Regions from separate parts of the Homo sapiens genome. Here region 1 is linked to region 2. A link is an interaction called in ENCODE POLR2A ChIA-PET data of the cell type or tissue named here. Cell type or tissue: Caco-2. All regions are shown on one strand.

What was found. ChIA-PET counts read pairs that join two places held together with the same protein. Peaks named below come from ENCODE experiments on the same cell type or tissue, not always from the same donor. Only the 100,000 strongest peaks of a DNase experiment are listed, where the experiment ranks them.
Region 1: POLR2A ChIA-PET joins it to region 2 with 6 read pairs; 3 of 35 experiments call an interaction of 5 or more read pairs at or near these places.

The regions. Positions count from the first base shown.
Region 1 is chr12:118,032,885-118,037,884 of GRCh38, reverse strand. WSB2 (WD repeat and SOCS box containing 2) reads left to right here. Exons shown (of 9, transcript NM_018639.5): 6 at 1,375-1,547; 7 at 2,561-2,671; 8 at 2,792-2,899; 9 at 3,527-5,000. The coding sequence ends at 3,689. It also overlaps a transcript of RFC5 not described here. Among named protein-coding and RNA genes, the nearest start is that of RFC5, 19 kb to the right of the region's middle. RefSeq lists enhancers at 2,153-2,202, 2,213-2,272. In Caco-2, a CTCF peak has its summit at 2,876; a DNase peak (open chromatin) is centred at 2,854.
Region 2 is chr12:117,966,298-117,971,297 of GRCh38, reverse strand. It overlaps KSR2 (kinase suppressor of ras 2), which reads left to right and starts at 2,308. Exons shown (of 20, transcript NM_173598.6): 1 at 2,308-3,222. The coding sequence starts at 3,043. RefSeq lists silencers at 1,906-2,015, 2,026-2,295. In Caco-2, no CTCF peak of the experiment used is centred here; DNase peaks (open chromatin) are centred at 1,917 and 2,107; H3K4me3 peaks cover 1,700 bases; H3K27me3 peaks cover 124 bases.

The DNA of each region.
Region 1 (5,000 bases), 67 kb before region 2:
TGTCCTGAAATCCTGTTAATTGAAAAAACAAACAGGTATTAGAAATCCAAGAACAATTTGAGAACAGTTCTGTTTGAATTTTGTGTTGCGTTGAGTCACTTGCTGTGACTGAAGGGAAGGTTGAGAGTTCACCATTTGGTACAGCCCAGGTGGTTCATCATTTATTTTTGTGGTTTGGAGGGTTTTCTTTTCTTTTCTTTTCTTTTTTTTTTTTTTTAGACAGAGTTTCGCTGTTGTTGCCCAAGCTGGAGTGCAATGACGCAATCTCGGCTTACTGCAACCTCCGCTTCCCGGGTTCAAGCGATTCTCCTGCCTCAGCCTCCCGAGTAGCTGGGATTATAGGCGTGCTACACCACGCCTGGCTAATTTTTTGTATTTTTAGTAGAAATGAGGTTTCACCATATTAGCCAGGCTGGTCTTGAACTCCTGACCTCAGGTGATCCGCCCGCCTGGGCCTCCCAAAGTGCTGGGATTGCAGGCGTGAGCCACCGCGCCTGGCCTGAGGGTTTTCTTAAAGGAATAAAAATAAAATCCTCTTAATGCTTCTCACAAAGGTTTAAAGTGATGAGCTAGGTCAGAGGCCCAGTCTTGGGACAGATTTCCATGGTTCCATACACAAGGTGGGGGGTGTAAAATGCCTTGGCAGCCTGCCACTACTTTGTGGGGTGGCCGCAGATTTCACTTCTGACCCTTTAAAAAAAATTTGAGACAGTCTTACTCTTTCGCCCAAGCTGGAGTGCAGTGACGTGATCTCAGGTCACTGCAACCTCCACCTACCAGGCTCAAGTGATTCTTCTGCCTCAACCTCCCAAATAGCTGGGCTTACAGGCGTGCACCACCATGCCTGGCTAATTTTTGTATTTTCAGTAGAGATGGGGTTTTGCCATGTTGACCAAGCTGGTCTTGAACTCCTGGCCTCATGTGATCCACCCACCTCAGCCACCCAAAGTGCTGAGATTACAGGCATGAGCCATCGTGCCTGGCCGCTGACATTTATTTTTAAGTGGAATAAGATAGCACTTGGCTCAGGTCTTCATCAGCACATACGACTACCCTATTGGCAAACAGGACTCAGAAGCAGACTCAGAAGTCTCTGCACATGCGTTTCAGCAGGGGTCTTCCTAAGGCTGATCTGGTTTATTCTCTCTTATAGTGAGCTCCTTGAGCATGCCCATTGTTTTAAATCCTCAAGAATCCAGACCAGTTGCCTTATTTAAACCTACACCACACGTTCTGGAAGAGCTGTAGAAAAGGGATAGAGAATCAGCCCTGGCTGCAGGGCCTGCAGATTTGGTGGTGGTACCTTTCCCTCCCTCCGTTTGAGTCCTAAGCACTTTGCTTCTGCCCTAACCAGGCACTTCTTACTTTCCACAGGTCTTTCTATGGAGCATGAGGTCCTACACGTTAATTCGGAAGCTAGAGGGCCATCAAAGCAGTGTTGTCTCTTGTGACTTCTCCCCCGACTCTGCCCTGCTTGTCACGGCTTCTTACGATACCAATGTGATTATGTGGGACCCCTACACCGGCGAAAGGCTGAGGTCACTCCAGTAAGGACTGAATCCCTGCTATGACTTTTTTGTGGGGGGACTGATGAGGAACCTGCCTGGGATTAGACATGTCTCTTTTAGAATCTGGGACATGGGAGGGGACAAGCTGGATAAAAAGGCACAGTGGGTCTCTTTTGAGACGGAGTCTCGCTCTGTCACCCAGGCTGGAGTGCAGTGGCGCAATCTTGGATCACTGCAACCTCCACCTCCCGGGTTCAAGCGATTCTGCTGCCTGAGCCTCCCGAGTAGCTAGGACTACAAGCGTGCGCCACCAGGCCTGGCTAATTTTTGTATTTTTATTAGAGATGGGGTTTCACCATGTTGGCCAGGCTAGTCTCAAACTCCTGACCTCAGGTGATCCACCGCCTCAGTCTCCCAAACTGCTATTATAGGCATGAGCCACTGCGCCTGGCCTGGTTCATTGCTTCTTAGTGATGCCTTGTCAATTAAGCCCTCTCAAGTAGCTTTGAGTGTCTTCCAGTCTCCTGATTCAGGTGGCTGTGTGTACTTCTTCGGAATCAGCATTATGAAGCCTCAATATGACTCTTTATTTCCATTTACTAATAACTGTAGTAACAAGTTCAGAAAGAGCCTCTTATCGAAACTGTGCTTTCCAAAATGAGTTTCATGTTCTCACAAACTTGGTCTCCTTTTTCCTTTTGTGTCTGTTGTTTTATGAAGCAAATAATAGGCAGTCCTATAATTATCATGTATCTTAGCCTAAAAAAGACTTGCAGTTTCTACTGTGGCATTAAAGTGAGGGCTGACCTACTTTGCATAAGCAAATTAGCACAAGGAAGTGTTAGTAACCCTTCATCCACAGGACACCTGGAGCCTTCTGAGATACCCTTTTTTTTCCCAGTGTGCAAATCCCAAGCTTTTCCACGAGGGGCACACAATGCATCTTGAGCCCTTTTGTAGCCAGGGCAGTTTGGCTTCCTGCCTAGGGTGATGATGGAGGGTGGAGAGCAGCCATCACTCCAGGCCTGCCATCCTGTTTCTTTCCTTCCCAGCCACACCCAGGTTGACCCCGCCATGGATGACAGTGACGTCCACATTAGCTCACTGAGATCTGTGTGCTTCTCTCCAGAAGGCTTGTACCTTGCCACGGTGGCAGATGACAGGTAACGAAGAGAACTCTCTTTACATGGCCTCAGAACAAGTGCTTGCAAGTAATGGCAGCAAGGCCCTCTTGGTCTGGCCCTGGGTCAGCTAATATCCAGATGTTCTCTCTCCCCATCCAGACTCCTCAGGATCTGGGCCCTGGAACTGAAAACTCCCATTGCATTTGCTCCTATGACCAATGGGCTTTGCTGCACATTTTTTCCACATGGTGGAGTCATTGCCACAGGGTATGTATTTGTTAGCTGAACAGATGGGTGGTGCTTTCTGCTGAGTATACCATGGAGCTTTTTAAGGAAAGAAACCATCTAGAATTTTCTTGCCTATGAGGAAAGCTTTAAGGCAATTCAAGATTATATAAAACTCAAATGATCGATTTTGCTAATAACGGTGTCCCATTTTCTCTGAATATTTAACCTAAATGTAATTAAAGATCTGTAAGTCATGCCACCTAATGGGCCAAGTTCACAAGGGAGAATAAAATTGAGATGATGCATAATATATGGGAAACCATTTAGGGCTAAAAGACCACTTTACAGGTAACATCTATAATTCAGTAGGTGGCACTCTTCCCCCTTATACTTTTGAACTAACTGTGGTCAGATTTAGAAAGGGCTGTGCCGAGAGAGAGACAGAGAGAGCGCTTTGGTATCACAGGTGTCTTGAGTTTTTCTAATCCTATCAGCAGCTTTAATTATTCAGCACCACAATTTTACATCCATTTCCACAGTCAGGGTTACATTTCACTCTCCGAAGTCTCCTGCTCTTTGCAGTCAAAACAGAAACATGAGTATTCATCCTCATGAAAACATGAACATCCAAGCTCTGTCTTAGCATCGGTTTCTGTTTCATTTTAGGACAAGAGATGGCCACGTCCAGTTCTGGACAGCTCCTAGGGTCCTGTCCTCACTGAAGCACTTATGCCGGAAAGCCCTTCGAAGTTTCCTAACAACTTACCAAGTCCTAGCACTGCCAATCCCCAAGAAAATGAAAGAGTTCCTCACATACAGGACTTTTTAAGCAACACCACATCTTGTGCTTCTTTGTAGCAGGGTAAATCGTCCTGTCAAAGGGAGTTGCTGGAATAATGGGCCAAACATCTGGTCTTGCATTGAAATAGCATTTCTTTGGGATTGTGAATAGAATGTAGCAAAACCAGATTCCAGTGTACTAGTCATGGATCTTTCTCTCCCTGGCATGTGAAAGTCAGTCTTAGAGGAAGAGATTCCACTTGCACGGCAACAGAGCCTTACGTTAAATTTTCAGTCCAGTTATGAACAGCAAGTGTTGAACTCTTTCTGCTTGTTTTGATTCAAAGTGCAGTTACTGATGTTGTTTTGATTATGCAACTAAGTAGGCCTCCAGAGCCTCTCTAGTGGCAGAGCAGCTCACACTCCCTCCGCTGGGAACGATGGCTTCTGCCTAGTACCTATCCTTGTGTTTCTGATGCAGTGGTAGCATTGGTTCAAGTTCTCTCCTGCTGTGGTCAGAGTTGCTTCGATGTTGGCCAAGTGCTTTTCTTCTTGGGCTCCCTTCTGACCTGCAGGACAGTTTTCCTGGAGCCATTTGGTATGAGGTATTAATTTAGCTTAACTAAATTACAGGGGACTCAGAGGCCGTGCTCCTGACCGATCCAGACACTATTACTGGCTTTTTTTTTTTTTTTTTAACAATGGTGTGCATGTGCAGGAAATGACAAATTTGTATGTCAGATTATACAAGGATGTATTCTTAAACCGCATGACTATTCAGATGGCTACTGAGTTATCAGTGGCCATTTATTAGCATCATATTTATTTGTATTTTCTCAACAGATGTTAAGGTACAACTGTGTTTTTCTCGATTATCTAAAAACCATAGTACTTAAATTGAACAGTTGCAAAGATGTCTTAATTGTGTAAAGAATTGGTGTAGTCATGACTTTAGCTGATACTCTTATGTACGAGATCTGTCTCTGCTGTTTAACTTCATTGGATTAATCAGCTGGTTTCAACTCTACTGCGAAACAAAAATAGCTCCTTAAAAGTACTGTTCTCCTTCAGTGGCATGTAGTTATCTAATCAAGACACCTCATTCAAACAAAACCTGCCTTAGGAAAATTTAATATATTTTAAATTATTTTAAAAGAAATACAACATCTTATTCTTTAGCTTTCTTAATCGGTGCTTTATGGAGGCCAGTGTAACGTTACATGACTCGTTGAGAAAGTTGAGGAATTTCCTCTACCACCTTTGTTGCTTGAAGAAAAACATGTCTTTTCAAAATGAGAGGCTTTCATTGAAGAAAAGAAAAAAACAACAGTTAAAAGCTTTTGGCTCTCTGTTTCATTTT
Region 2 (5,000 bases):
AGAAAATAGATGAAAAGAGATAATTTTACCAGAGAATCGGATTTCATAAACTTCATCGTCCAAAAGATTGAGAACATAGAGAACTTACTTCACCTGCTCATTGACAGATGTTGAAAATACTGACTCAGTTCTGTATAGCTATAAATCCCATGGCTTACAGTATTGTTTTTCTTTCTTTGTGTTTTTTTTTTTTTTTTTTTTTTGAGACAGAGTTTTGCTCTTGTTGCTCAGGCTGGAGTGCAATGGCACAATCTCAGCTCACTGCAACCTCCGCCTCCTGGGTTCAAGCGATTTTCCTGCCTGGGAGTAGCTGGAATTACAGGCGCCTGCCACCATGCCAGGCTAATTATTTGTATTTTTAGTAGGGACAGGGTTTCACCATGTTGGCCAGGCAGTCTCAAACTCCTGAGCTCAGGCTATTCACCCGCTTCAGCCTCCCAAATTGCTGGGATTACAGGTGGGAGCCACCACACCGGGTCAGCTGGCAGTCTTAAAAAAAAAAAAAAGTGTGTTGAGGGAGAGCATCAGGAAAAATAGCTAATGCATGCTGGGCTTAATACCTAGGTGATGGGTTGATAGGTGCAGCAAACCATCATGGCACACGTTTACCTATGTAACAAACCTGCACATCCTGCACATTTACCCCAGAACTTAAAAATAAAGGTTGTCATTCAACGTGGCCACCACTGGCTCCTGTTCGCTCTGCTTTTCAAGTGGCTTCATTTAAGAGTGACATATTATACCATGTGTTCTGAGTATCACGTCTTACTCAGTCCTCAGCACAGGGCTCTGTTCACCTAAAGAAAGAGGTGCCTTTTGCTAATCATTCTAAATACATCTGTTGGGCAATGTGTGTTGGGAATACTATTAGATAAGGTGGTTAGGGAGATGAGGCCTCTCTGAGATGATATTTGAGTTAACAGTGACAAGAAGAAACCCACCAGGAGAGGATTAGGGTGAAGCATGTTCTGAGCACTGTGGACATAGAGTACAAAGATTTAATCAAGAGTCAGCAAACTTTTCTGTAAAGTGCCAGACAGTAAATCTTTCAGGTGTTGTGAACCACCGGTCTCAGCTGCAGCTACTCAACTCTGCTTTACAACGCAGGAGTAACCACAGACAATAAACAGATGGGTGGTGGTACTCCAATAAAACTTTACTTGTGGACACTGAGATGTGAATTTCACATAACTTTCACGTGTCACAAAATGTTATTTTCATTTTTTTCCAACCATTTTATTTACATTTTTAATTTTTGAATTTTTAGTAGCGACAGGGTCTTGCTATGTTGTTGCCCAGGTTGGTCCCAAACTCCTGGCCTCAAGCGAGCCTCCTGACTGCCTCCCAAAGTTCTGGGGATTACAGGCATGAGCCACCTCACCAGGCTTCCAAAAATTTCAAAAGGTAAAAACCATCTTAACTGTGGAGCCATCGTTTGCTGATATAACGTCAGTTAGGTATGCTGGGGTCAGGCCACACAGACACTTGTAGGACATGGGAATACTCAGAATAAGGCAAAGGCCCTTTTCCTCGCCAAATGGAAAGCCATCAGGGCGGGCCAGGCTACCAAGTCTAGGAGGCAGCTTCCTGAAATTCACGGAAGATCATCAGGTTCGCTTTATTTTTTCCCCAGTAACAAGAAAGGACAAACGAACAAAAAAGGCACACACACACAAACACACACCCAAAGGACAAACGAACAAAAAAGGCAAACACACACACACACACACACCACCCCCGAGCTAAAGACAGACGGGATGTGCCCAGGTTCACGCCGACGCCTCTCCGGCGCGCACCGAGGGTTTTAAAGTTGGGCGCACACCTGCTCCCAGCCGGAGCGCACCTGCTGAGCAGCACTCCGGCCCGGTCTCGCGAGAGCGGTGCAGGAGTAGTGGCCCCCACCCGCTCCCCGCCACCAAATCCCTCTCCCCGCCCCCTCGCCCAGCCTCCAGGCTCGGGCACACTCCCGGCCTCCCCCGCCGCCCCCGGGAGCAGGCTGGGCCCGATGCGCGCGCTGTCTCCGCGCCCCCGCCCGCCGATCGCTCGCTTGCTCGCTCGCACGCACTCCCGGTAGTAATTTCACTTTGCCACGCGAGCTCCGCAGCCCCTAGAAATCCCGCCCCCCGGCCAGGTGCGCGAGTCTGCGCGCTCCTCCTCCGCCTCCTCCGACGGGTCCCTGGCGCGCCGGGGCCGGGGCCCGGCTGGGGCGGCTGCGCGCACGGCGCCTCTCCACCAACCCGCTCCCCTGCAGGTCCCTCGCTTGGTCTCCATCCCTCTCCGGCGCTCCCTCGCTCCCCCCCGCCCTTTGATTGACAGGCAAGATGTCGGTGTGGAGCGAGGCAGGAGCGATTGCAGCAACCGTCACCCCCGGAGCCCGGCGGCGGCAGCAGCAGCAGCAGCAGCAGCGCGGGGAGGAGACAGCAGCCAGCCGCAGTAGCCGCCGCAGCCGCGGGAGCAATGCAGACAGCACCTTGAGAACGCGCTAAAGCACTCCAAACCGTGGACCATGCCGTGTCCCTGCAACTGGGAGGGGGGAAAACCAGATTTTTTTTGACATAAAAGCAAGCCAGCCAAAAATATATAATTTTGTCCTTCAAGGAGCCGGTGTGTAAAGAGTGAGCGCTATTTTCCTTCTCCTCCTCCTCCTCTCCCTCCTCCTCCTCTCCCTCCTCCTCTCTCTCCTCCTTCTCCTCTTCTTTTTCCTCCTCCTCCTCCTCCCTAAGTGTACAGACAGCATCACATCACCTGGTTTGCTTCTGAGAAACAGCATCTCTCCTTTTCAGGGACCAGAGACTCAGAGAGAGAGGAGACATTCTAATGGAGTCCGCTTGATATCCCAAAATAAAATAATAAATTTTGGCTCTTGTCCCCTCCTCCCACTCCCACCCCCTCAACCCTGTGTGAGATGTTGGATTTCTTCTTCATGAGACATTGTTGAGAAGTCGCAGTGGTTGGAGAGGCGGAGGGTAGACTACCTCTACTCCCCCCCCTCTTTTTTCTCTCTGGGAGGAGGAGGAGGGGAAGGGGGTTGCAGAGCAAGCGATGGATGAGGAAAACATGACGAAAAGCGAGGAGCAGCAGCCTCTGAGTTTGCAAAAAGCCTTACAGCAGTGCGAACTGGTCCAAAACATGATAGACTTGAGCATCTCCAACCTGGAAGGGCTTAGGACCAAATGTGCTACCTCCAACGACCTCACACAAAAAGAAATCCGGACCCTGGAGGTAGGTGTTGCCTACGGGAAAAAAAAAAAAAAAAAAAAAAAAAAAAGCAATCCTTCTTTCCCCCTCCTTTCTCCCCACGGTCCCCTTTCCCTCTGATTCTGTTTATTGGGGGCTGGGGGTGGTGGTGTGGGCAAGCAAGGTGGGCACGGTTTGCTTTTCTGTGATTTCTCTCCTTGCAAAGCCTGCATTGGATATCCTTTTACTGTGCTGCTGTCGTCTGCGCTTGGCTGGGTGGTGGTAGTAGTAGTAGTAATTGTTATTCTTTATTTATTATTATTGTTGCGGCTGTTACCGTTGTCATTCGCTTCCTCGCTGAGGAGGGAGTTCTCTCTTTTTTCCGCTTGTGGATTTGTTTATATGCCACGGGGGCTTGTGTGCCGGGTAATACATTAAGGAGCTGCAGAGAACCCACGTGACCTTGCGCATTCTGCAGGTGGTCAAAAGGTGGTTTTTGCTCACAGAATGGGGCCGCCTGTCAGTGTAGACCTCTTCTTCTCTTGGCCTTCTTCCCCTCCCTCCTTTTGCTCCTTAGATTTTTTGTTTTAAATCAGTGATATACATGTCAGGAGGCAAGATGCATGAAAAAAAAAATTCCTATGGAACTACCCATTTCCAATCCAATCGTTTTGATGCAGTGAGCTGTTGCAGGCCTAAAACGTACAAAAGGGAAAAAAAAATATGCCTCAATCAGCACACATAGGTGGTGTGGGAGAATACTCCTGAATCTCAGTGGGACTGTGAGGAAAGAGGAAAGGGGTCGGGGAGGAGGAGTTATCTTTGGCTTCTTGTGACATTCTCTCCGGCAGAACTTGAGGGGGAGTTTGAAACAGTTTTTTGGGGGAGTGGGATGGGATGAAGGGTGGTTGCAAAGTTACTCAGAAAGAAGATGGCAGAAATTATTTTTTTCTGAAGGCCATTTGGTCAAAGGAGGAAGGTTTAAAGAGGCTTAGGAAATGCCAAATGCCTGGTGTCCACGAGATCACTGGACATCTGCATTGTTCAAAATGTTTGAAGGGTTCAGCTCACTTCCTTCTCCCAAACCAACCCAGCTATACGCATGGGTTGATTAAATTTGGGAACTTCCATTAGCTGGCATCCGCCGAGGGTGGGGGCAGTGGGGCTGAGAGAACAGGGGTTCCCTCTGTGGTGGAGTGGGCATGAGCAGTACTGAGACGTTCATCTTGGTCCTGGCACATGAGTTCCCAAGGCCTGAACTCGTCAGTCCGTAGTGAATCTTGTGGCCCTCCTGCCCCTGTTGTAGCCTGGATGGGTGCTTTTCTCGGATTCGCTTTGGGTATTTCTTTTTTTTCCGTGATTTTTAAATTTGGCTGGATGTCAACATGCAGGAGGTCATCCCTTTGAAAGAAGAGAGAGAGAGAGAGGGAGGGAGAAAGAGAGGGAGGGAGAGAGAGAAAGAGAGAGACAGCATGTGTGTGTGTGTGTGTGTGTGTGCGTGCGCGTGTGAGAGAGAGAGAGAGAGAACATGCTGTTTGCTACCCTAGGATGCATGTCTGTGTGCACCTGTCATCTGGAAATGTGATCCTCAGAGATGAAATAAGATCAATGTCAAGGTGTATCGGGAGAGTGGGAATTGTGTTGGGAGGCACAGGTATTGCCTTTCCTGGAGCTTGGGAGAGCAGGTGAGGCCGGAGCTCTGTTGCTGGAAGAAAAAGTGTGGGATGTTCTGATCCAGCCTTCTGTCTCTGCCTGAACAGTGCCCAAGAGCAGACTCTTCAGACCTGCATGCAGTCAATAAATAACCCCAAAAAAGCCACCTG